3 separate regions of the Homo sapiens genome follow, and all the other regions are linked to region 2. The links are chromatin loops, found by intact Hi-C in ENCODE. Cell type or tissue: B cell. All regions are shown on one strand. Region 1 overlaps INSC (INSC spindle orientation adaptor protein). Region 2 has its middle 16 kb from the start of PSMA1. Region 3 has its middle 35 kb from the start of CALCA.

Evidence for each region. Peaks named below come from ENCODE experiments on the same cell type or tissue, not always from the same donor. Only the 100,000 strongest peaks of a DNase experiment are listed, where the experiment ranks them.
Region 1: a loop joins it to region 2, with 18 times the contacts of the local background. A loop is called at or near these places in 7 of 110 quality-filtered maps.
Region 3: a loop joins it to region 2, with 6 times the contacts of the local background. A loop is called at or near these places in 9 of 110 quality-filtered maps.

What each region holds. Positions count from the first base shown.
Region 1 is chr11:15,203,904-15,211,903 of GRCh38, forward strand. All of the region lies in intron 7 of INSC (INSC spindle orientation adaptor protein), which reads left to right. Among named protein-coding and RNA genes, the nearest start is that of INSC, 93 kb to the left of the region's middle. RefSeq lists a silencer at 4,858-4,907. In B cell, CTCF peaks have their summits at 4,910 (motif pointing left) and 5,110; a DNase peak (open chromatin) is centred at 4,898; H3K27me3 peaks cover 1,665 bases.
Region 2 is chr11:14,532,288-14,540,287 of GRCh38, forward strand. It overlaps a transcript of PSMA1 not described here. Among named protein-coding and RNA genes, the nearest start is that of PSMA1, 16 kb to the left of the region's middle. In B cell, CTCF peaks have their summits at 4,914 and 5,122; a DNase peak (open chromatin) is centred at 5,114; H3K4me3 peaks cover 355 bases; H3K27ac peaks cover 379 bases.
Region 3 is chr11:15,002,993-15,010,992 of GRCh38, forward strand. No RefSeq gene overlaps it. Among named protein-coding and RNA genes, the nearest start is that of CALCA, 35 kb to the left of the region's middle. RefSeq lists a silencer at 3,071-3,365. In B cell, CTCF peaks have their summits at 3,350 (motif pointing left) and 3,551; a DNase peak (open chromatin) is centred at 3,319.

The DNA of each region.
Region 1 (8,000 bases), 670 kb after region 2:
TTCGAAGTTCAGCCATAGTTTTATTAGAACACAGCTACACTTGTTTGTTTGGGTGTTCTCTATGTGCTTTCATACCAAAATAGCAGAACTGAATAGTTGCAACAGAGACCATATAGCCTTCAAAGCCAAAAATATTTACTCTCTGGCCATCTATAGAAAATTCTTGCCGAGCCCGGTTCTAGCAGGTAAGGAAGATGTCATGACCACGGTGAGAGGAACAATAACTAACATATATCGAATACTTGCTTTGGGCAAGCACTTTGCTAAGCCCCTCCTTTCATCAAGTCATTTATTCCTTGCCATCCTGTTATATCTCCACTGCTTACAGAAGAAAGGGAGACTCAGAGACGCGAAGCCACTTGCTCAAGGGCGCATAGCTAAAAAGTAGCCCAGGCAGTAATGTAATTCCAGCTCTGCTGGGCCAGAGCCAGCCTGGGCTGTTAACAATTGTGCAGACCCAGGACTCAAAATCTGATATTGTGAGGCCAGTTTCCATGCTCCTTTCCTCCATATCATATTGCTTCCAAAGTTGGGAGAAGTTCTAGAGACACCCATGAGGTCCTTAATCTCTCCCACCCTCCACCCACACCCCCTCCCTGGGTTCTGTCCATGCCTGCCACCCTCTGTGAGCTGGGCTGCTCAGCACTGCCCACAGAGGCTCTGGTGAGGTTGGCCATTGTCAGTGTTGAGGATGGAAGATGGTGAAGACCAGGCACAGGCCGGATTGTAGAAACCACAGAGTGACAGGTGAGTGAAGGTGGAGTGGGGAAGTGTGGTTCCCTGGGGCTCTTGCCAGCCACCCACTCACCGGGCATGGTTCGTGGCCAAATTAGATCACATCAAAGTTCCAGCCTTCTCCGCCTGATTTACTGGCCTGGCCTTCTCACTGAGGTTCGCTTAATTAATTGGCAGTGGGAAACGTGCTGGATTTGGTGAAATTCGTCTCTGTTGTGCAGCTTCCCCCTCCTTTCCTTCAACCGTGAAGAGGTTCATTAAATCCTGCACAGCCCCCAGCGGAGTTGTGGGTCTAGACAGGTCACTGCATCCATCCCAATTGCTGCTGTGTCATGCCTGAGCCTTGCTGGGTTTGGGGGACTTTTGTGGTCATAGATTCAGTCATGGTCTCATTCATTCACTCACGGGAAGTCACTTCGTCTCTGCTTCTTCATTCCTTCTGTTTGCCAGTCAGTCATTCACTTACTTTTAAACTCACTCAAATTCCAGTGCTTTAAGAGGGTGAGGCAGGAGCAATGCATGAAGCCAGGGGTTCCAGGCTCGCCTAGGCAACATAGCTAGACCCTGTTTCTTAAAAGTAAAATAAAATAAAAAATAAGTAAACTTACTCACTCATTTGTTCTCTCACGAAGTCCACCACTAATTCACTCTATGAATTCCTTCTTTTATCACTGAAGCAGCCTATTACAGTGGAGAGACTGAGAACTTGGAGAATCAGGCAATCCTGGGTTTGAACAGATTTTTCTCACTGTGAGCTTGGATATGTTATCCTGGGGGATTTGCTTAGCACAGTTCCTTGATCAGTAAAATGAGCCTATAAAATCTACCTCATGTATAGTAATATGATGCTTGGCACAGAGTAGACAGCGAATAAATGGTGGCTACTGTGATTGTGGCAGGTATAATGCTAATCACTTGGACTTTGAAAATGAATGGAAGGTTAGGGTCTGGTGGGGAAGGGAGGGCTGGCATGTGGGAGAGGGGCTGGCCTGGTCAAAGTTGCAGTGAAGTGCACACATGGAGAAGTTGGGTGGTCCAGGGGGGATGAGTCCTCACAGTCTTTCCCTTTAACAGACGAGGAAACTGAGACTCCGAGACAGTGTTTCCTCAGTCATGAATGTAGAGCTTGGATGCAAACCTAAGTCTGGCTGGTTCTAAACTCCTGCTCTTTCCTCTGCTACCTGGGGATAGCTGGTCCTTCTGAGGCAGGGACTGCAGAGGACTGGGAGCCAGGTTCTCTGTGTTGGCCTGGGCAAGGGACGGACACAGACACCCAACAAGCAGGGATGGAGGCAAGATGCCAACACACAGCAAAGGCCTCTCCACAAGTGTCTGACAGGCGTTTTGAGGCCTCATTCTTTCTTTTCAGAGCTGTCACGTGGAGGTCTGGTTCATCTGGGCTGCAGCCTCCCTGCATCCTAAGCTTCAGGACATCTGTCCTTCCTTCCCTGTGTCTTCATCTGACATCACTCCTCATTCCCTACCCCTATGCTGGGTTCTGGAGAAGAGACAGGCTCCCTGCTTCCCAGGATGGCTGAAGGGGGAGAGGCCCAGCAGGACAGACAGTGGTAAGGGCTGTCCCATGGCCATCAGAGGCTATAAGCAGGAGGCCCCACCTCTGGTGGGGTTGCCGGTGTAGGCAGCACCAAAGAGGCAATGAAGCTGGGCCCAGAAGGGCCAGGGAGGAGCTCCCAGGCAGACCAGAGGAAAGCAGTCTTAACAAGGGCAGGGGCAGAGGGGACACCACAGCAGGGAGCCACCCCAGCAGGGAGCCACCCAATGGGGCTCCAAGTCTCCAAGTCTTCCAGGGTCTTTGTGTTCAGTGAATTGGGGGAGCCCCAAGGAGAAGGCAGTGTTCTCTGGACCTCACTTGGGAGAAGACTAGAGGGAGAAAATGAGGGCCAAGGAGGGAGTAAGGGCCCCAGAGCCACACAGTCCAGCGAGAGCAGATGAACCCAGCCTGGTCAGGGTGGACTGCTGAGGGTGGCCTTCCTGGAGGACTGGAGCTGGCAAGGTGAACTGGCATTACCAAGGGGGAGGACTGCAGGGTTTGGGGAAGAATGAAGAGAGGTGAGGGAGCAAGTCACTTCTCCTGTCTGAATCCCAGCTTCATCTTCTGTAAAATGGGACTCCCACCTTCTTTATAGGGCTGCTATGGTGATGCAATGAAGCAATATGGGTGGGTCTTGCAGCAATGGTGCCTGCGTGGAGAAAGCACTCTGCCTGTGTCTGTTTCCTTTTCCTCCTCCCATGCCCATTTGTCTCTACTTTTCCAGGCTGGTCTGGGGAAAACTTCACATTGCCCCCAAAGGACCTGGTTATTGGGGATTTTGCAATGACCATGGCAGGGTGCCAGGTACTCTGAGTGGTGAAGGGGAAGGTCAGGGCACTGCTGGTTCAGGGATTGATTGTGGTTGGATGGGGCCAGGCCAGGATGGGGTTGGAGGGGGCTGGAGACTAGAGCTGGACTGCGGACTATGGTCCAGATGAGGGGCTGGAGATGTTAGGGATAGGAAGCTACAGGTCTGTGGCCAAAAGGAGTGGGGGGCACTCAAAGCCCAAGGCTCAGACAACCTTCAGGACAGTTCTGGTCATTGTCTTTTCCAGAACTGAAAGACCAGAGACGGCCTCACTTTCAAAAAGCATCCTTTTATTCTCACTCCTCCCTTTTATTTTATTTTTTCAAATAACGAGTTAGTTCACTCTGTGCTGGAGCCAAGGGGGTAGTTTAATGAAAATCAATACAGAAATTAAAGATGAGGGGAGAGCGGGGAGGACGGCTCAATTTCAAGTCCAAGAAGAAAATCACCAAGGGCAAGAGCTGGAAAACTGCTGCCTGTCTCCATGCAGCTCCTTCACGCCCCACCCTCATTTCCTGGGGCAGCTTCTTGGAATCAATAGGCCCTGACAGCTGAGGTGCTGGGCTGGAAGAGAGATGAAGACAGGGAGGCCTATATTGAGCTCTTGAAATCCCAGAGGCCCTGGGCAGGAGGGAGTGGGCTGCAAGCGGGAATGGTGGGGAGGCTCTGTGGCCCCAGCTGCTGTTTTACAGGGGTCTGTCTCCACTGTCTGCTCCCTGTATAATTGCAGATGGTCATAAATAGTTAATTTTTGCAAAAAATAAATAAAAAATTCAAACAAGCAAAAAAACCTCACTTTAATCAGTTTTTCTCACCATTATGCCCATTTGCTTTTCACGGTCATTTTGTAAGGAAGGCAGGGAGAGATGGTCACCTCCATCTTATTTACAGAAGAGCAAGTTGAGGCTGGAAAGGATAGAGATACTGGGAGGGACAGAGGCTGGACTGAGAACCCTGCGTTTTTGCTCCTAATCCTAAGTGTGCCCCCTGGTCCCATTAGGTGAATGGTGTCATAGTGTGCAGATCCCAAAGCAAAGCTACTACTTTCTTGCTAGAGTTGGTTCTAATATATAAGCCAGGCTGGATAGAGACAGAGGGGCTGTGAATGCAAGGCAAAAAAATCTTTGCTTAATTTGTCTTGCAATCCCTTCTTACCTAGGAATAGCTTTTAGAGAGAGGGAGAGAGAATGCCTCTGAATGAAGGTCGCAGATGCCTCTTCACCTCTCTTTGGCACTCAACCCATCTAGGATTATCAGCTTCCTCCACTCCTCACACCCCCAAACACTAGCCTTCAACTCCCATGGGAATGGGCTAAGGCTTTGCAGAGAGGCCCAGGGTCCCAGGTTAGCTGTGCTGTGACTCTGGCTGACAGGCAGAAAGGAACTGAGGCTGGCACTGTCATTGTCACTCTTCCCAGCCTTGCAAGGGGGCAGGGCCCATGATTGAGCCTTCTCAGAGGGACTGTGGCTTGTTCACTTTCGACATACCAAGGCTCCTGTCTGTCTGTCTTGATGGCTGGGGTGGGGGCACTTAAGGAGGCCAGGATGCAAAGAGGCAGGAACTAAATTAGCCACACTGCCCCACCTGCCCTCTCCCCTTCTAACAAAGACCTAGGCTGAGATTATGGGCCAGTACTTTCCAGACTGAAGGAAGGCTCGGGGACTGCGCCTTTCCCGCCAGGTCCAACCTGAGTTTGGAGAAGGGATGGGGCTGCCAGGCAGTCCAGGTGCCTAAGTGCAGCAGTGGGTTTGCAGGAGCAGGCTCCATCCGCAGAGGCTCGGTGGGACCCCATGTGCTGTGCAACAGCGACCCCTGGTGGATAAGAACACCAGTGGCCGCTCCATCAGGCTGCCTGGGGTAGGCTTCTCCTGGGGCTGTTGAGGCTGGTGGTCTCTGGGCTCCAGGACCAACAGTCAGGGCCAGTGTGTGGGGCGGAGTGAGTGGGGGAGTAGGGGAGGTTTACAAATTCAGGGCAGTGAGGGCTTTTTCCTACTGAGCCAGCCTCCGATGATGTAGGCAAATCTTTCATTCCAACATGTATCTAACTTCCAGATTTCCCCAGAGAGTCTGTCCTGTGTGTTCTTGGAGTGGAAATCTTCCTAGGCCTCCTAGTTCCCACTGGACAAAATCCAAACCCCTCAGCCTGGCACTGAAGGTGCCCTCTGAGCAAGCTGCCTCCAGCACATTGCCCCTTTGGTAAACAAGCCTGGGTTTGGTGCCCAGCTCTACCACTTATTCACTGTGTGTGTGACCTTGCACCCCTCTGAGCCCCATTTCATCACAGGTGAAAGTGAAGTGTCAATCCCTGCCTTGCAGGTTGTGAAGATGATACAAGTCAATGCTCCATAGATGTGAGTTATTTTCCCCTTCCCACCAAATTTCTCCACCAAAGGTCTTTGGGGCCTCCTTGCCTTGGAGCCTCTGCCTGTGCTGGGTGTCCCAATGAGAGTTTCACCTCCACTGTTGACATCTCGCTCTAAGGCCTCCTCTGGACCTCCTTCCCGACTGTGATCCTCCCTCCTTGGTGCTCACACAGTATGTGGTACTGCTCTGGAAGCGTATCCCACACTGCCTGACCTCAAACCTCTGCCTTGGCTTCCCCACCAAGAGACACTATCTCACCCACTTCTTTAGTCCATCAGGGAAGTGGTTTGCACACACAGGTGAATAATGTTTGCTATGAAACCAAATAAATACCAATTGAAGATTTCTGGTTCGTTCTTCCTCATTGCAGATGAGAAAATAGAGGCCCAGAGAGGTGAAATGATGTGCACACCCACATTCCCGAGATCAACCACAGGGCTGAGACCAGAATGCAGAATGTCTGACTTCACTTGAAACAGCATGGCAGGATGCTGTGATCAGTTTCAGACCCTGATGAGGGGTGGGAGTTGGGGGAGTATAAACATCATAGGGTCCCTCAATAAGGACAGAATGGAATTTGCCCTGAGCCCCTGTTTGCACCACTTAGCCCTGGCAATTTGCACCGGCTTTGCCCGTCTCCTAATTCTAATGGCCCTAAGCCCAAGTTCTTAGGTCTCAAAGAGACTTAGGGAGGTTGGTGGGCCAAGATGAGCTCTGCAAGTCAGCCTGAGATAAGTCAGATGAGTAGAAGCCCTTTGAGGCTGGCTATGTTTCCTGGGTAAAGTTCAGCAGGCTTGATGTTAGTGAAGAGATCCTGGGACAAGTTCTTCATTTGCCACTGATTTGCTAAGTGACCACAGGGAAGTTTTCTAATCCCTATGAGCCTCAATTTTCTCATTTGATGGGATTCCTAGTTCTGCTGGTATCCTGTGGCATATGAAGTAATTTTGTGAGATGTAATGTGATGAACAAAAGTTAGATGTTTAGCTGGCAGGGCTAGGAATTCTAGCCTGTTCTGTGGGCTACAGACATGCCTGTTCTGTGGGTTTGGGTTGTGTTGAGTGGGTGGTGTTCTTCCAGGAGTTGTTAGAAGAGAGCTGGGTGCCTGTGAATTCTTAGATGGAGCTCTGCATTTGAGAGTTTGTGTGTGTGTGTGTGTGTGTGTGTGTGTGTGTGTGTGTGTGGTGGAGTGGGATGCAGCAGGCTTAGCAGGGTAAAGTTGTTGTGTATCTCCTAGCTGGTCCCAAAGAATCTGGTGAGAGCAGAAAATAAATGAGAAGTCTGATGAAAACACAGTGCTGTTGCTGGGGAGAAGGGAGGCCGTGCTCACAGGGAAGCAAAGATTGCCTAGGACATGGGACAAGGTACAGAGGTGGCACTCTCAGCCACCCCTGAGTGCTTCTGGAGTGGGGCAAGTGCTAGTTTGGAGGGGAGCAGGGTAAAGGAGGTTGCTTGGGCTGGTGGGGTGGAGGGAGGATTGAAAGGATGATACACTGTGAAGGTTTAGGGTAGAATTTGGTAGGCAGGATCCACTTCTGGGAACAGTCTGGCACTGACAGTGCAGCATGGACAGTAGGCCAGCCCTCAAAGCCCAGAACTAGAACCATCACCCACAACCTGCTGCCGGCAAGTGGTGGGTCCTCTGGTCACCCACAGAGATAAAGAGAGACAGGGAGAAGGAAGGAGGATAAGAAAAGGGGAAGAGACTTACTGGAGGAAGAGAAAGGGAGAAGAGCTGGAAAGACACAAGCCCAGCTAATGGACAATCAATTTCCAAAGGAGTGTTTCGTTCTCTCTTTGGGCTACTTCAAAAATACAAACCAAGTTATTTGGAGATTTGTAATAGCTGGACATACAGTGCTCTGCTTGTGACCAACTTGAGTGTACCGTCCTCTCTTATTATGGTTTCAATTTTTATTTTCCTGATGAGTAATGGTTTTGAACACTTGTTCACATCCTTACTGGCCATTTGGTTATCATCTTTTGTGAAATGTAGGGCTGAGTCTTTTGCCCATTTTTAAAACACTGGGTTGTTTGTCTTTTCTTATTGATGTATAAACTTTGAAAAACACGTTCTACATATAAATTCTCTTAAGATACATATTATCAGCCTGTGGTAGGTTTTTTTATTCTCTTAATGGTGTCTTTTGATAAATAGAAATGCTTAATTTTGTTAAAATTCAATTTATTGACCTTTTCTTTTGTAGTCGGTGCTGCTTGCGTCCATTTAAGAAATCATTGATTTTTCCAAAATTATGAAAATATTCTCCTAATTTTCTTCTAGGAGCTTTATTGTTTTGCCTTTAAAATTTTGGCTTATGATATATTTCAACCTAATTTTAAAATGGTGTTCAAGGTCAATTTTTTTCCCATATGGATACCCAATTGAGCCAGCACTGTTTATTGAAAAGACTGTACTTTCAGCACTGAATTGAAGTGATACCTTTTTCTTTTTTTTTTAAATAGTGATACATGCATGAGTCTGTTTCTGGATTTTTTTTTTCTGTTCCATTAGCCTTTTTGTTCATCTTGTGCCAATA
Region 2 (8,000 bases):
TTTATAATATACATTTTTTCTAATTAAAAAAGGGAGGCCAGGTGCGGTGGCTCACGCCTGTAATCCCAGCACTTTGGGAGGCCAAGGCGGGCAGATCTCCTGAGATCAGGAGTTCGAGATCAGCCTGGCCAAAATGGTGAAACCCCACCTCTACTAAAAATACAAAACTTAGCCCGGCGTAGTGGCACATGCCTGTAGTCCCAGCTACTCGGGAGGCTGAGGCAGAAGAATTGCTTGAACCTGGGAGGCAGAGGTTGCAGTGAGCCGAGATTGTGCCACTGCACTCCAGCCTGGGTGACAGAGCGAGACTCCGTCTCAAAAAAAAAAAAAAAGGGGGATATACATTGAAGATTTTTTTTCAATAAAGACAATATGATTGGCCAGGCTAGGTGGCTCATGCCTGTAATCCCAGCACTCTGGGAGGCCAAGGCGGGCAGACCACTTGAGGTCAGGAGTTGGAGACCACCTTGACCAACATGGCGAAACCCCAGCTTCTTGGGAGGCTGAGGCATAAGAATTGCTTGAACCAAGGAGGTGGAGGTTGCAGGTGAGCCGACATCTGCCACTGTACTCCAGCCTGGGTGACAGAGCAAGACTCTGTCTCAAAAAAAAAAATTTAAAAAAAATCTAAAAATAGCTGCTAAAAAAAGACAATATGATAAATTACTATATTGTACTAGGTAGTGAAACTTACTGTGTTTTTTCCCCTTCAATACTATCCATCTAGAGAAGGGAGAATATCCTGAGAATATATTTTCCAATATGTGTAACATGTATATACATCGTGTGTACATATGCATATTGTGTATATGATTCTTATTTCATAGAAATAAATACTGCATTTCTTTAGGTCCACTTGAATCTAAGCCTGAGCTCCCATCCTGCCATGCTGGTGAGAAATTCTACCTTAGTTATCATTGAGCATTTCCTCTCCATCCAGGGTTGTACAAAGTTTCTAGGGCTTGAATTATTATAGAAGTACCTGGAATTATCTCAAATTACTTGGTCATCTCTCCACATTGATTTGGTGCTGGGATTCCCTTTTGTGCCATCTTCACTTCAGACTGGTGACTCTCATATTTCTTTACCACTGTTGGTACTCAAGAATCTGGAATCAAGTAAGTGAATGTGGCAGCCCCTGCACCCAAGTACAGCTTCCTAAGGTACCCCATGTGGCTTTCCTCTTTGAGGTTTTGCCACTATCTGGGCTTTGTTACAGAACAAGATGGGAATCTTAGCTATTCACTCAAACTATAGGCTTCAGACTTCTAAGTTTTTTTCTTTTTTCTTTTCTTTTCTTTTTTTTTTTTAATAGAAACGGGGTCTCACTATGTTGCCCAGGCAGGTCTTGAACTCCTGGGCTCGAGCCATCTACCCAGCTCAGCCTCCCAAAGTGCTGGGATTACAGGCATGAGCCACTGAGCTTGGCCCAGACTTCTAACTTTTGAGGAATCCCTCTTTCACCTCCCTCTTCTCATTTCACAAGACAGAGCCTATGGTATTTCTGAGCAGTGTTTGCTTTTTGCCTTACAAAAATCTGAAGTCTAGATACTTGCTTGAATGGGAGAAAGGGGTAGTAGGATAGGAGAACACATAAAATTAATATCTCAAGGCTGGGCGCAGTGGCTCATGCCTGTAATCCCAGCACTTTGGGAGGCTGAGGAGGGTGGATCACCTGAGGTCAGGAGTTTGAGACCAGCCTGACCAAAATAGTGAAATCCCCATCTCTACTAAAAATACAAAATTAGCCGGGCATGGAGGTGCATGTCTGTAACCCCAGCTACTTGGGAAGCTGAGGCAGGAGAATCACTTGAACCCAGGAGGTGGAGGTTGCAGTGAGCCGAAATTGTGCCACTGCACTCCAGACTGGGCAACAAGAGCAAAACTCTGCCTCAAAAATACATACATACATACATACATAAATAAAATAAAATAAAAATTAATATCTCAAAATAAACTGCCACAAAAAATTTGTATCAAATTATATATGATTCTTTTTAAACCTGCTTTTCTATGTAAACATTAAACCACGAACATTTCTTCATGTCACATGCTTTAAATGTCTGTATAGCTATAAGGTATTACATCATATAAATGTTTCATAATTTATTTGACTAATATTTGATAGCCTTTAAACAGCTTGCTTTAAACTAGCCTTATCTGCACCCACTCCCACCTTTTTAAAATTTTAATTTTAATTTATTTGTTTATTTTTAGGACAGGCTTTTGCTCTGTTGCCCAGGCTGGAGTGCAGTGGTGTGATCAAAGTTCACTCCTGGGCTCAAGCAACTCTCCTGCCTCAGCCTCTAGAGTAGCTGGGTCTACAGGAGTGAGCCACTGTGCTGACCATTTTTTTTTTAATTACTGTGTTTTTTCCCTTTCAATACTATCCATCTGGAGAAGGGAGAATATCCTGAGAATATATTTTCCAATATGTGTAACATGTATATACATCGTGTGTACATATGCATATTTAAAAAAATTAAAAAAACAAACAAACCTGCTTATAGGAGGCCAGGTGCGGTGGCTCACGCCTGTAATCCCAGCACTTTGGGAGGCAGGCAGATCTCCTGAGATCAGGAATTCAAGACCAGCCTGGCCAACATGGCAAAACCCCGTCTCTACTAAAAATACAAAATTAGCGGGCATGGTGGCAGACGCCTGTAATCCCAGCTACTCGGGAGGCTGAGGCAGGAGAATTGCTTGAACCCAGGAGGCAGAGGTTGCAGTGGGCCGAGATTGCACCACTGCAATCCAGCTTGGGCGACAGAACGAGACTCCATCTCAGGAAAAACAAAAACAAAAAACAAACAAAAAAACCCCTGGTATTTTAGAAGCTTTTTATTTTTAACTGGTTATTCAGAAGCTAAGGTTTTTTTTTTTTCTGGCAACAGCTAACACTTGGAATAGAGCAATCTGGAATTAATAGACATAATTGGGAAGAATAACAATTTAGAGTTATATCTAAACTGTATAATATAATTTTCCTCCCTCAGTGTGTGACTAAAAGAGAGGCCTGTACAAAAGCCATGGCACACTTGAGTTGTTTAGAAATATTTTTTTCCAGAAATTAAGCAATTATTACAGACTGTCATCTAGATAGTTGAGTAACAATGAATCTTACATGTTCATGGGAAAATTTCTTTTTCTTTCTTTCTTTTTTTTTTTTTTTTGAGACGGAGTTTTGCTCTTGTTGCCTAGGCTAGAGTGCAATGGCACGATCTCGGCTCACTGCAACCTCCGCCTCCAGGGTTCAAGAGGTTCTCCTGCCTCAGCTTCCCGAGTAGCTGGGATTACAAGCATGCGCCACCACACCCGGCTAATTTTTGTATTTTTAGTAGAGACGGGGGTTTCTCCATTTTGGTCAGGCTGGTCTCGAACTCCCGATCTCAGGTGATGCGCCCACCTCGGCCTCCCAAAGTGCTGGGATTACAGGCATGAGCCACCCCACCCGGCCATTCATGGGAAAATTTCAGTTTGGCTTTTATTTGGATTTTTTTTATTCTAAAAAATCCTGAAATAACTAATAATGGTCTTTAAATTGGAGAATTAGTGTTGTTTTTCTGTTCCATTCTTCCTGCAAGATACCTCTATTGATCAATTTTGCAAATACTGGTTAAGAATCAGGGTGTATCCTGATCCAAATCCCCAAATCATGCTTCGAGGAGTTGAAAGCCATTAAAACCCCAAGAAACCAAATATCTCTTTTGTTGGTCCACAAGTAGGGCTTTTATATAAGAGCCACTCTGAAGTGTCCAGCCAAGCACTTTCAGCCACCAATATATATGCATAGAAGGTAATAGTGAAAAGCACAGGTTTTGGAGCCAGACATTTCTCATTCCTTCAAAAAATATTTGTTGATCACCTTACTATATACTAAGCATTATTACTAACAATAATAACTGTTATTACTAATCCCGGCCAATGTCTTCTCATTTTCAAAATAAACCTCTCTTAGGCCGCGCGAGGTGGCTCACGCCTGTAATCCCAGCACTTTGGGAGGCCGAGGGGGGCGGATCACCTGCGGTCAAGAATTCGAAACCAGCCTGACCAACATGGCGAAACCCCGTCTTTACTAAAAATACAAACATTAGCCGGGCTTGGTGGTGAGCGCCTGTAATCCCAACTACTCAGGAGGCTGAGGCAAGAGAATCGCTTGAACCCGGGAGGTGGAGGTTGCAGTGAGCAGAGATCTTGCCACTGCACTCCAGCCTGGGCGAAAGAGCGAGACTCCGACTCCAAAAAACAAACAAACAGAAAAACAAACAAAAAAACTCAGATATTTCTTCCTCTAATAGGACAAAGGCAGCATTTAAAAAAATTTTTTTTTATTTTTATTTTTGAGACGGAGTCTCGCTCTGTCGCCCAGGCTGGAGTGCAGTGGCACGATCTCGGCTTATCGCAAGCTCCGCCTCCTGAGTTCATGCCATTCTCCTGCCTCAGCCTCCCGAGTAGCTGGGACTACAGGCGCCCGCCACCACGCCAGGCTAATTTTGTTTTTCTATTTTTAGTAGAGATGGGGTTTCACTGTGTTAGCCAGGATGGTCTCAATCTCCTGACCTCGTGATCCGCCCGCCTCGGCCTCCCGAAGTGCTGGGATTACAGGCGTGAGCCACCGCGCCCTGCCAAAGGCAACATTTTTTCGTGTCATGATGGCTTCAGAATTTCTTTTCCTTTAGCTTGTTGCTGGAGTGGCAACGGCAACAAGAGAACAGACATTTTATGATGGAAGGAGTATGCTTACAAATAGGCCAAATATTTTCATTTGTTTTATTTCTTTATCTTTCCTCAAGACAAGAGAGAAAAAATTCAATCCTTAGTCTGCCAATAGACCAATAATTCCTAAGATATTGTTTACAATAAAAGTAATATGTCCTTTAAAACTAATGTTTTCTAGAATTTCAGTGGCAAACTAAGTGCGCAGTTCCTTCCTCTACTGCTAGGTGGCGATTAATGCCTTATTTAGAAAAAACAATTCTTCCTCCCTGACCCCACCACCCTCGCCCAGAAAAATACGTGCATTTTCTCTTCTTTAAGGTAAGACTTCCCTTAAGGATAATATTCTTTTATTCCTGTTTTGTCCAAGTGAATTTACATTCACCTTTTCCTTTAATTGTTAAGAATAACACATACAAATCAAACGCATACTGCAATAACTAAGGAAGAATAGATCATATCTTTTAAAGAGGGTGGTTTCCAAACTGAGTGTATGTTCATGAATGATACAGAGTAGGAAGTTGCTATAACTTCCCTGCAGGGTTTTTTTTTTTTTTCAGTTTCACTAAAGAAAAATTTCCTGGCCCATGCTAACATCATGCCTAATGTGATTAATTATAAATATAACATTATTAAATATAAAATAAAAATAGAGAAGGAAAATTATTTTAAAGACCTAAAGGCAATTTTAATGTGGTAAAATTACCCTTTTTTTTTTTTTTTTAGACAGAGTATCACTTTGTCACCCAGGCTGGAGTGCAGTGCCATGATCTCAGCTCCCTGCAACTTCCATCTCCCAGGTTCAAGTGATTCTCATGCCTCAGCCTCCCCAGTAGCTGAAATTACAGATGTGCACTGCCACACCTGGCTAACTTTTGTATTTTTAGTAGAGATGGGGTTTTGCCATGTTGGCCAGGCTGGTCTCGAACTCCTGGCCTCAAGTGATCCGCCTGCCTCGGACTCCCAAAGTGCTGGGATTACAAGTGTGAGCCACCGCGCCTGGCCTAAAATTGCTTTTTAATGTGAACTATGGGAAAAACAACGAAATAATTATTCATAAAAGTAACTGAGGGGGTATAATATAAAAAAATTTTTTTTCAGGCAATCTTTCAATATTTATTCCTAGCAAAATTACTTAAAAACTACACATAGTTCCTATGTATTTATAAGTCTAGTGAATCTGGTCTACATTTTTTTCTAAGTATGTTTAATTGTGTGTACATTGCTGTCTCCAACCTTCTTTGCCAAAAAGAATACGTGTAGTGGATGTTTGTTTTATATAAAATTCAAATATTGAATCCCTGTTTAAAGAAGACTCTCGGTTTGGGTCTTAAACTAAAGACTTTTCCCAGGCTGGACTCGATGAAGTCTAAAATCAAAAAGAAAAGCTGCTTCTGGCATTCTAGGCCTTCCCTGCATCCAGATGGCCTGTCTGTAGCCTAGCCAGAACCAAACCCTTCCTGCTGCCTTTTCAGCTGGTCTTGGATGACAGCCCCATGCTACGCCAGCTTCCATATCCCTTAACTCTTGAATGTCCAAGATTTTTAAGAAGAAGTGGGACTTCCCATGTGAATTTGGTTGAAAGGGTAAATCAAGTTTTATACTTGAAGTTTAGTTTATAAAATATTTATTCACATCACTACCACCAACCCCTTCACAGGCTTCCTCCCACAGTAGCTCAGTCAGCCAAGTGGCATCAGAGGGAGCACCGTTTGGAAGGGAGTGTGTGTGGGCAGCTTGCAGGTGAGGACAGGGCTGCCAAGGCAGACCATGCGGTCTGTCCTGTGCCTACACCCAGTACCTGACTTCTGCCTTTCCAGAGCATTTGTATACACACAGCAGTTCTGTTGTTTGGGGTGTGCGTAATTTCAAAAAGTACTTTTTAAAATAACTCATTGACAAGACTTACATTTAGCAAACAAGAATATGTAATGGCAGATATAAAATGACCATGCATGGATTTAAGTGGGAACTTCTCTGAAGTCGTTGGGACAGAAAAACAAATCTACTCCATGTTTTAAAAGTACCTTTGGAAATCTTACTAGTGGCAGCCATTGTTTTCTTATGGGTTCTCAAAGGCTTATTTGTCTGTGGGAATTTCAACAGAAGGTAATACACAGGCAAACTACACTTGAAGGCAACATTTCTCTCTGGCTTTCCTTTTCTACACAGAGAGATATTCTAACTGATTTGCAAGGGTGCTTCTCAGTTGGCCGGAATGAGATATTTTCAGATGAAAGCCTATGACTCTGTGTCACTTTCCCCCTTATTTTTGAATCTCATGTCTTAGTTCTGCAGTCACTGTTATTTTTAATTATTATTATTATGCCTGTTGCCAAGCTATTCCACTTTACACAGAGTTGATTAGAGACCTGACAAATCCAGGCCAACATAAAGTCCTGGCTTCCAGATCAGACTACGTGAACAAAGAAAAAAAAGAAATCTACCAAAGTGCCAGCTTTTAGAAAGCTCTTAAAGGAAAAAAAGGAAGAAAAAAATAATTTTAAAAACCAAAACAAACTAGAGTTATAAAGAGTGGAGCTTAAGAACAGGACCCACGGGCCGGGTGCGGTGGCTCACGCCTGTAATCCCAGCACTTTGGGAGGGCGAGACGGGCGGATCACGAAGTCAGGAGATGGAGACCATCCTGGCTAACATGGTGAAACCCCGTCTCTACTAAAAATACAAAAACAGAATTAGCCGGGCGTGGTGGCAGGCGCCTATAGTCCCAGCTACTCAGGAGGCTGAGGCAGGAGAATGGCGTGAACCTGGGAGGTGGAGCTTGCAGTGAGCCGAGATTGCGCCACTGCACTCCAGCCTGGGTGACAGAGCGAGACTCCGTCTCAAACAAACAAACAAAGAAAAAAAAAACAACAACAGGACCCACAGGAGGAAGATAAAGGATAAAAAAATCCTATATGGCTAAGATAAAAAGGAAACATATAAATGAGAGAATAAAAATAGACCTGATATCACTATAGATTTGCAGCATTTAGCCTGTAGTGCTGCGTGACTACTCTAAGCAGCAGGAACCTCTCTCCACCACTAACATAAAAGGGGCACTCTGGCACAGGGTTTCCATTTGTGGCTTCAGAACTGAAATGTTTCCCTTGACCCTCTCTACCCACCCAGCTCTGTTCAGATCTTCACTCCCTTGTTTTCAGCTTCCCTACTTGCTCTCTGCATTTGCCTGGCCCACAAATGCACAAAGTTGCCTTCTGTGGGTGACCTTGTCTTTTTGCAACTAAGATGATGAAAACTGGAACTCTCCATCCAGCTACGTT
Region 3 (8,000 bases), 470 kb after region 2:
CTGGTGAATAAAAAAAATTACTGTGAAACTTTCAGAGAATTTTAAAGAAAAATAACTAGTTTATAAACAGCACAGATAATATAGCTTGCTTGGGGCATGAATAAATGTCTAAATGTCATTGGAAGATATTGATTTTCACAGCTAGTTTGTTTGATCCTTTCTATTAAAGTCCTTACCCAGTGCTAAATGATCAATACCACTTAAGAGTGTTCTCAGAACATCACAAAAAAAGATGATTAAAAGGACAAAAATGTATGGATAAAACAAAAATCTGATGCTCTTTTTGGTCCTGTCTGAAAATGATATTTTACTCTATGCCCCAAATCTACCCCATGCACATTCTGAAAATTTCTGACTTCATCTTTTCAGACTTTTTATTCTCTCTCTCTCTCTCATATATAGATAGCTATATAACTACTTTTTATTTTGTGCACTGTCATTGGCACAACTTAACTGTGGCCAGACAAAACATGTGAGGAATTTACATGCTTGAAACCAAAACATTATTATATTTTTGTGATATATCTAGAGCCAACTGAAAGGAATTAGAAAAAAACACCACAAAATTTAGTTGGGCAGAAAAGTGGTTAAATCCAACGTGGGTGTTTCAAAATACCATTTGTCCCAATTAACTCACTATAAAAGAGCCCAGCATATTCTATTCCAAAGTAGAATCATTTTGGAAGCAAATAATATATTTTGTTTAACAATGGTGCATTCCTTTTAGAGTATAAAAGCCTCTGGGATGCCAAAATGGTTTATTTGAAACTTTTGTTGCTGGTATTTAGAAAGTAAATCCTAAAGATTTTGTTAAAATTTTTGGCAAGTCAAATGGTTTCTAACTGTTTGTTTTCAACAAAACTGAAAAAGATTCAAATCAAGATATCTTGTACATCGTTAAAAATTATTTTTAAAGCTAGATTAGCAGGTGCTTTCTGGCATTTAACTCAGAAGTAGTTCAAAGAATTGTGATATTGCAATGACAAAACTTCTTCCATTCCCATTCTCATTTTTTATGTGAATGAAGTTTCTTAACTCTTACATCCATTAAAACAACAACTACCAGATAGTGTGAGAATTGCTGCTGAGCATTTTTTTTATTTTAGTAGTATGTAAGAATTGTCCATGGATGATGGAACTGATTAAAAAATATCCATCTTGTTAAGAGATGCATTTCTAGTAAAAATTGACTGTCTATATAATTAATATAAATGTAATATGTTTATGTTTAATCAATTCTATTATAAATATTTGTAATGATAATTCATTTTAGAAGAAAATTTTATAAAGTATTATAGATATGAGAAATGAAAATATATATTCATCTATTTTTTCAAGAAGAATAAAATGAATGAGTAAAAAACTCTCAACAATAAAATGTAATGCATTATGATGAAATTCAAGGGAAATAGAAGTATGTAAAATTTTTGACAGTTAAAGAAAAGCCTGCTCCTTTATTTCTGAAATGGATGATATCATTATCAAGTTGCTATGGTATTTAGATTCCAAAGGCTGTATTTAAAAGAGCAAGACATTGAGAGGCCAAGGCAAGCAGATCACTTGAGGTCAGGAGCTCAAGACCAGCTTGGCCAACATGGTGAAACCTCATCTCTACTAGAAATACAAAAATTAACTGGATGTGGTGGCATGCTCCTGTAATCCCAGCTACTTGGGAGGCTGAGGCAGGAGAACCACTTGAACCTGGGAAGCAGAGATTGCAGTGAGCTTAGATCATGCCACTGCACTCCAGCCTGGGCAACAGACTAAAGTGCAGACTCCATCTGGAAAAAGAGAAAAAGAGCAATGCAATAGCTTAAAATGTCAATAGTTATAATATATTGGAAAGTTTATATTTTCTATTTTATAACTATTTAAATTTATGAGAAACATTTAGGTGTCACCTAAAAAAAGTTAGTGAGCAAAATTGTTTGAAGATCACTGTACTAAGCTATGCAGACTTGTAATAATCTCAGTTAGTTTAACTTTTGTAATCTGAAAAAGTAGACATAATTATATCAAATTTACAGAGTACTGTGAGAGTTAAATGAAATAATAAATGCAAACATCCTAGCAATAAAAAAGGTCTCAATGAATGTTAAGTTTATTTTCAAGTGAAGACTCCAAGTTGAACTGACCTTTCTAAGAAAGATGGTGTGAGGCCTGCCCCAGCTCCAATGAGAGAGGTTATAGAAGCCATACCTTGGGTTAGCAGCCCTGGGTAAGGTGTAGGGACAGGCCAAAAATTCCAGAGAAATGAAGAGACATATCTGGGTACTACTTAATTGGGGCAGGACCAGAACAGGAAACCAAACAATTTCCCACTTCTCCACATACAAAACATTTCCTATGTGTCTGGTGCAGTGTGTCAAAGCCATTTCAATCATATAATTTAATCCCATGAACAAACTAAAACAAAGGTTTTCCAATGAGATTTTCTCTGACCCACTACATTCAAATTGCAAGTTCATCCCCATTTCCTGCTTAATTTTTCCATTATACACAACATCTGGCATTTCATATATTTTATTTTTTATTTGTCTGTTCCCCACTAGAATGTAGTAAGGTAGAAATCATGAGTTTTGTTTACCATACTATATTCACCACCTGCAATAGTGTTGGGCATGTAGTAGGTGTTTACTGAATTCAATGTATCAATAAATATTTAAAAACTTAAAGGAAAAATATTTTAGGGGACAATGTTTATGAACCAAGTGAAAACTTGTGGGATGAATGCAAGAACAAAAATGTGGACAAATAAGTGTTGAAGGGGCCTGTCTGAAGGGTACTAATTAATAAATCATTTTCATTCTGGAAAAATCTTTCCAGTGCTTTCAAAACTCTGCTTTGTGTTTTGTTCAGGCAGAGTTAATTAGTGCTCCATGAATAAAGGTTCCATAGTAAAATAAGCTTGAGAAATCTTTTTGGAAATTCATGACATTAAAAGACTGAAAGAAAAAACATAAATGAAAATATAATCTTAAATTTTGTTTAAGGGAAAGTGAATTTATTTGTGCAGAATACATTTTTCTTCACTTACTTTTAAACGTTTTCCATTGAATATTAGCTTATGAATTTCTGCTTTTTAGGCATACCTCAGTTCTATGTTCTTAGTGACATCTTGCTGAAAACAGTGCTCTGAATACGTGACATGAGGCTAGAGAAAGTCATAACTGAAGGGACAGACTAAGTGAATGGCGGCTTGGAGCACCAACCTATAAAGAGGCTAAGACATCTCTAGGCTATTGGAAATATGCCACCAGTTCTGTTTTCCACTACTAGATGGAAAATGGTGAAATGCACATGGTTCTTACTTCTGCTGAAGGAGATAGTGCCCTCTAGTGGAAATTAAAACAAAAAGACCCTCCTTGCTGGCGTCAATTGCTAGAGCTGTGCTCCTCACTAACCACTACACGTGGCTATTTAAAATTTTAATTTCCTATGTTTTAAATTAAAATTTCTGTTTCTCAGCTAAGTTGTATTAGCCACACTTCCAGAGCTCAACAGCCACATGTGGCTAGCGGTTACTGTACTGGATAGCACAGAAATAGAACATTCTCACCTTTGGACAAAGTTTGTACGGGGTGTACCACTAACCCCAAGCTAAGCAGCTGACATGCCTTAAGTCTGTTGTCATAGTCAACTAAAATTCCCAAACCATTAAAATGCCTGGTATTGTGCTTTTTACTAGGAATGAGTGATTCACTTTGTTGTTGAATTTTTCATTTCTTAAAAATACCTCTCAAGAAGTAATTTCAGAAAAAAACCACAATTTCAAATATTTTAACTTTAAATAAACAAAAATGCTACATTAAACATAGCTTTTATAGCATAAAAAGGCATACTATTTTTTATTTATGGAAAATTAGTTTTATTGTATCCCTACTAAATAATATTGAACAATTTTACAAAGAATTTTGGCTTAAAGCAGTGTCATATTTTTAGCTTATTTGTATTCTCTATCCTACACTTTTCTAGGTGGGCTCTATCTTCCTCAACTTCAGTAAGGAATAATGAGAGTTACTAAAGTTTCAGGCTTGCGTTATTTCTGGAAATCCAAAATACTCACGAAAACTATTTGGAAGGCAAGTTTTGTCATAAACAATCCATGGCATTTATCCTGCATGAAAGCTGGGTAGTAGCACAAGAAAACCAATAAAGATTCACAAACATTTGGCTTACTTATTCTGGTCATGTCCATATGTGTAAAAGAGGCAACTGGCAGGCATCATGCCCAAGAAATTCTCATCAATTAAAATCCACTTTGGGAGGCTGAGGTGGGCAGATTATGAGGTCAGGAGTTCGAGACCAGCCTGGCCAACATGGTGAAACACTCCTTCTACTAAAAAGACAAAATGAAGCCAGGCATGGTGGCACACGCCTGTAATCCCAGCTACTCGGGAGGCTGAGGCAGGAGAATTGCTTGAATCTGGTTGGCAGAGGTTGCAGTGAGCCAAAATCGCACCACTGCACTCCAGCCTGGGTGGCAGAGCAAGACTCTGTCTCAAAAAAAAAAAAATTATCTTTTGTTTATTGCTGTAACCATTCTCTTAAAAGCCTCAGTCAGTATCCTCTGCACACACTTCCTTCAAAATCTATCTCATATATAACATTCTAAGTGCTAGAAAAATATTAAAAGTGTCTCTTTCTTTTTCTTATGTCATTGACTTGAATTGTCTTGCTGGCTGAGACATATTTTTGATGCTTATTAAGTTAAATTACCTCTTTCTACGGAGTCAATTCATTCTATCATAAAACACAGCATGCAAAATATTACTGACAATGTATGACCTCATAATTATGTATTTTACATAGAATCTTTTACAAAATGCTTTTCTCTATATATTCATTAGCTTGACAATTTGTTGTTATTTTAATGTAATGTATTTCCTCTTGTCAGCACATTGGGAACTGGGGTTTCTTGATCAGGCCTTGGGAAAAGTGCATTTGAATAGAAGCTTGAGAGATTAGTTGTCACTAACAAATTAAACATAAGACAAATAAGTGTAGCATCTTGCAATATGTACCCAAAAGCTAACTATACATATATATGGAAAGCCTGGGGGAGACATGGCTCAGTAGATACATTTGTGAAAAATATTTGGTGGTTTTAGTGATTCTTGGTTTTGAGATATGTTGGCAAAATGACAGTGTAGTGGATACTAATTGGGACAACTGTTTGACTATCCCTTCTCCTCTCTGAGAACAACAATAACACACAGGGTTAGGTCTCCATTGATCATGTCTGATCTAAATGACCTGCAGCGAACTTGCCCCGGTGGCGTGAAAAAGACTGGCCAGCCAACCTCTGTTCCCAAGATTTGTCACTCAGAACTAAGGAGAGAGAGTTTGTTAATGACATGTGAGATACGGCACCTGTCAGTCCTATATTTCCCAGCATGAGTGTCCTGGAAGGATTTATGCCTTTCAAGTTCTAGTCAAGTAACTGTCAGGTCAGTTTGCCCATTCTGTGCAGTAAAATAAGATGTAGCCATTTATGCCTAGTGATCCATTATTGGAACGCTAAGCTAGTGGGAGTCATTTATATCCTGCTGCTCAAGTTCATCACCAAGGTCTGATTTTTCACCAAAATATGGCAACTTCCAGCATAAATGGGTTAAAATCTCAGTTATTGTCCTCTGTACAAACTTCTTCCAAAATTCTTTTCTTTACTCTTTATCCTTCAAAATCTCCTATATTTTCAGTGACTTTTTTTTTTTTGCCTAAGCTCATTTGAGTTGGCTTTCTATCACTTGCAACCAAAGTTGAGAATACATATTGTTGTCAAAGGAACTAATGTAATCTTAGTTTACAATACTGTAAGTAGTTAAGACAAGATGAGTGATACCCATATTTTATTTTAAACTGTTGCAATATAGTGATTCTGGATGTCAAATTTGATGGTGAAGAGATTCAAAGTTACATCATATAAAAAAGGAGTTTGAAAGAATTAGGAATTTAACTTAGAAAAGAGACTCCATTTGAATGATAGCCTGCTATGTGGCTATTAGATTTGTTTTATACTGATTTAAAGGAACTTGAAAATTATCTGAAGTCCAACATGCTTTCAATGCCTAAATCTCTTCTATTTACTGCCTAGTAGATAGCTGACTTATTCTTGATAAATCCAGTGATTTAAAAATAATTCCGCTAAGAGCTATTGAGTACCCACTGTGTGCTAACTACTGTACTAGAATGTGTTTTGGCAATGAGGAGAGATATTGTCTCTGACCTTGTGGCAACTATGGGTTCGCTAAGGAATTAACTACCACTTGACACATCTCATCTTTAGATAATTCAGAAAATTCTTCCTGGGACCAGTGGAAAAACATTATAGAAATACATGATCTATTTGAATAGTTTGAAAATGGCTAAATCTAAATGAGACCAGATATTTAGACAGAATTGGATAACATCCAGTCTTAGATTACATGAAAATAAGGGCACCTTTTGTACAAGTGGTTTCCAATATTGGGACTGCAGACCACAAGGAATCCAAGGAGTTACTTAAAAAGGTTTAGGAATCCACATGTGCTTTAGTAATAATTTTGGATTAATAAGTAATATTGCTACCACTATTATGTAAGTGACCTTTGAAATTTTCATCCACTCATGCATTCATCATTCAATATGTAGAAGATCTATCAGGTTCTAGATATCGTTCTAAAAGCTGGAGGAAAAATCCAGAACAAAAACATTCGGAAAGACTGGGAGTCACCACTTTGTGCTCCTTGCAATACTCAGCATATTTACTTTATGCTTTTATCAGAATGTCAGATGGCAAATCTATGATTCTGTTGGCTTTTGGGGAGTGGGCAGACTGGGCTTTTCATATGCAAAGTTGATAAACAAGTTGTTAGGATATAAATAGTACTCTGTAAGCCATATGATCCAGGATGACTCAAAAGTTTTAGGACTTTTATTTTGACCTATGGTAGTGGATAAAATATAACTTGACCAAAACTACATTATTTTTCTATGTTCACACAAAAAGAGTTTCTTCTTTTCTTATGGCAGTTAATTTAATATGAAACAGGCCTGTTCAAAAATAATGAGATGTCTGTTTCCATGGTAGCTTTACAAGAACTGTCCACAAAGCAGAAGATTTCAAAAGCTCCAGTAACCTGTCCTCAGAATTGTGTGGTTGTTAATAATCTTGGGAGACCCTGCAGTCCTAGGGCATATGGTATCAGAAGTGAGAAAAGAAAACAATCAAGCTCTGTTCTTTGCCCCTTTCTTTGCACAGGGCTAAAAGGTGAGGGCAAGACTACAGAGACCCATTAGTCAAGATACATCTTAAAAAGAATTAGTTAAAACCAGTGAATTGTGCACTATCCCAGTGCTATCTGTTGTGGGACACATTTTTATTGCCTGTATTACAAAGAATAATACATAAGTGTTCACAAGAGCAGTGCCTTCTTCCAATATTACTGATAAAATCAATACTATCTATGCATAGTCATGTTAAAATACAGAAAATCTTCTAGGTTATAAGCAGATAAAAAGGGACTCTACAGTATTAATATACTTAAAAGAAAGATATGTCAAAAGAATGGAGTGTTGGCATGAAATATGGTAAACATGGTGTCAAAGAGGAATATTTTGGCAGCATTTATACAGTGTTGTCTAGAAAATGAAGAGAAACCAAATTGTTACTTATATCTCTGCTGTAGGACAGAGATTTTTTTAAAAATCAGGTTTTATTATGGCTTGAATGAAATCTCTCTGTGGTTTATACATTTCTGTGCTTGCCAAGTAATTATTAAAAATTCTTAAATTGCTTGTTGATTAACTAGCTGCCAGGAAGCAGACACAGTATACTATTCATTGTGGAGGTATACATTCCATTGTATATTAACATGTTTTCATGGAAGATCTGATCAGTGAATTTGGGTATAGAGTATGACTGATAGCCTAAATTAGTAAATTTGACTGTCTAGCTTATGTATGTATCATTTATTGAGAATCTGAGATCCACCAGCTCATGTTCATGGATAAAATGA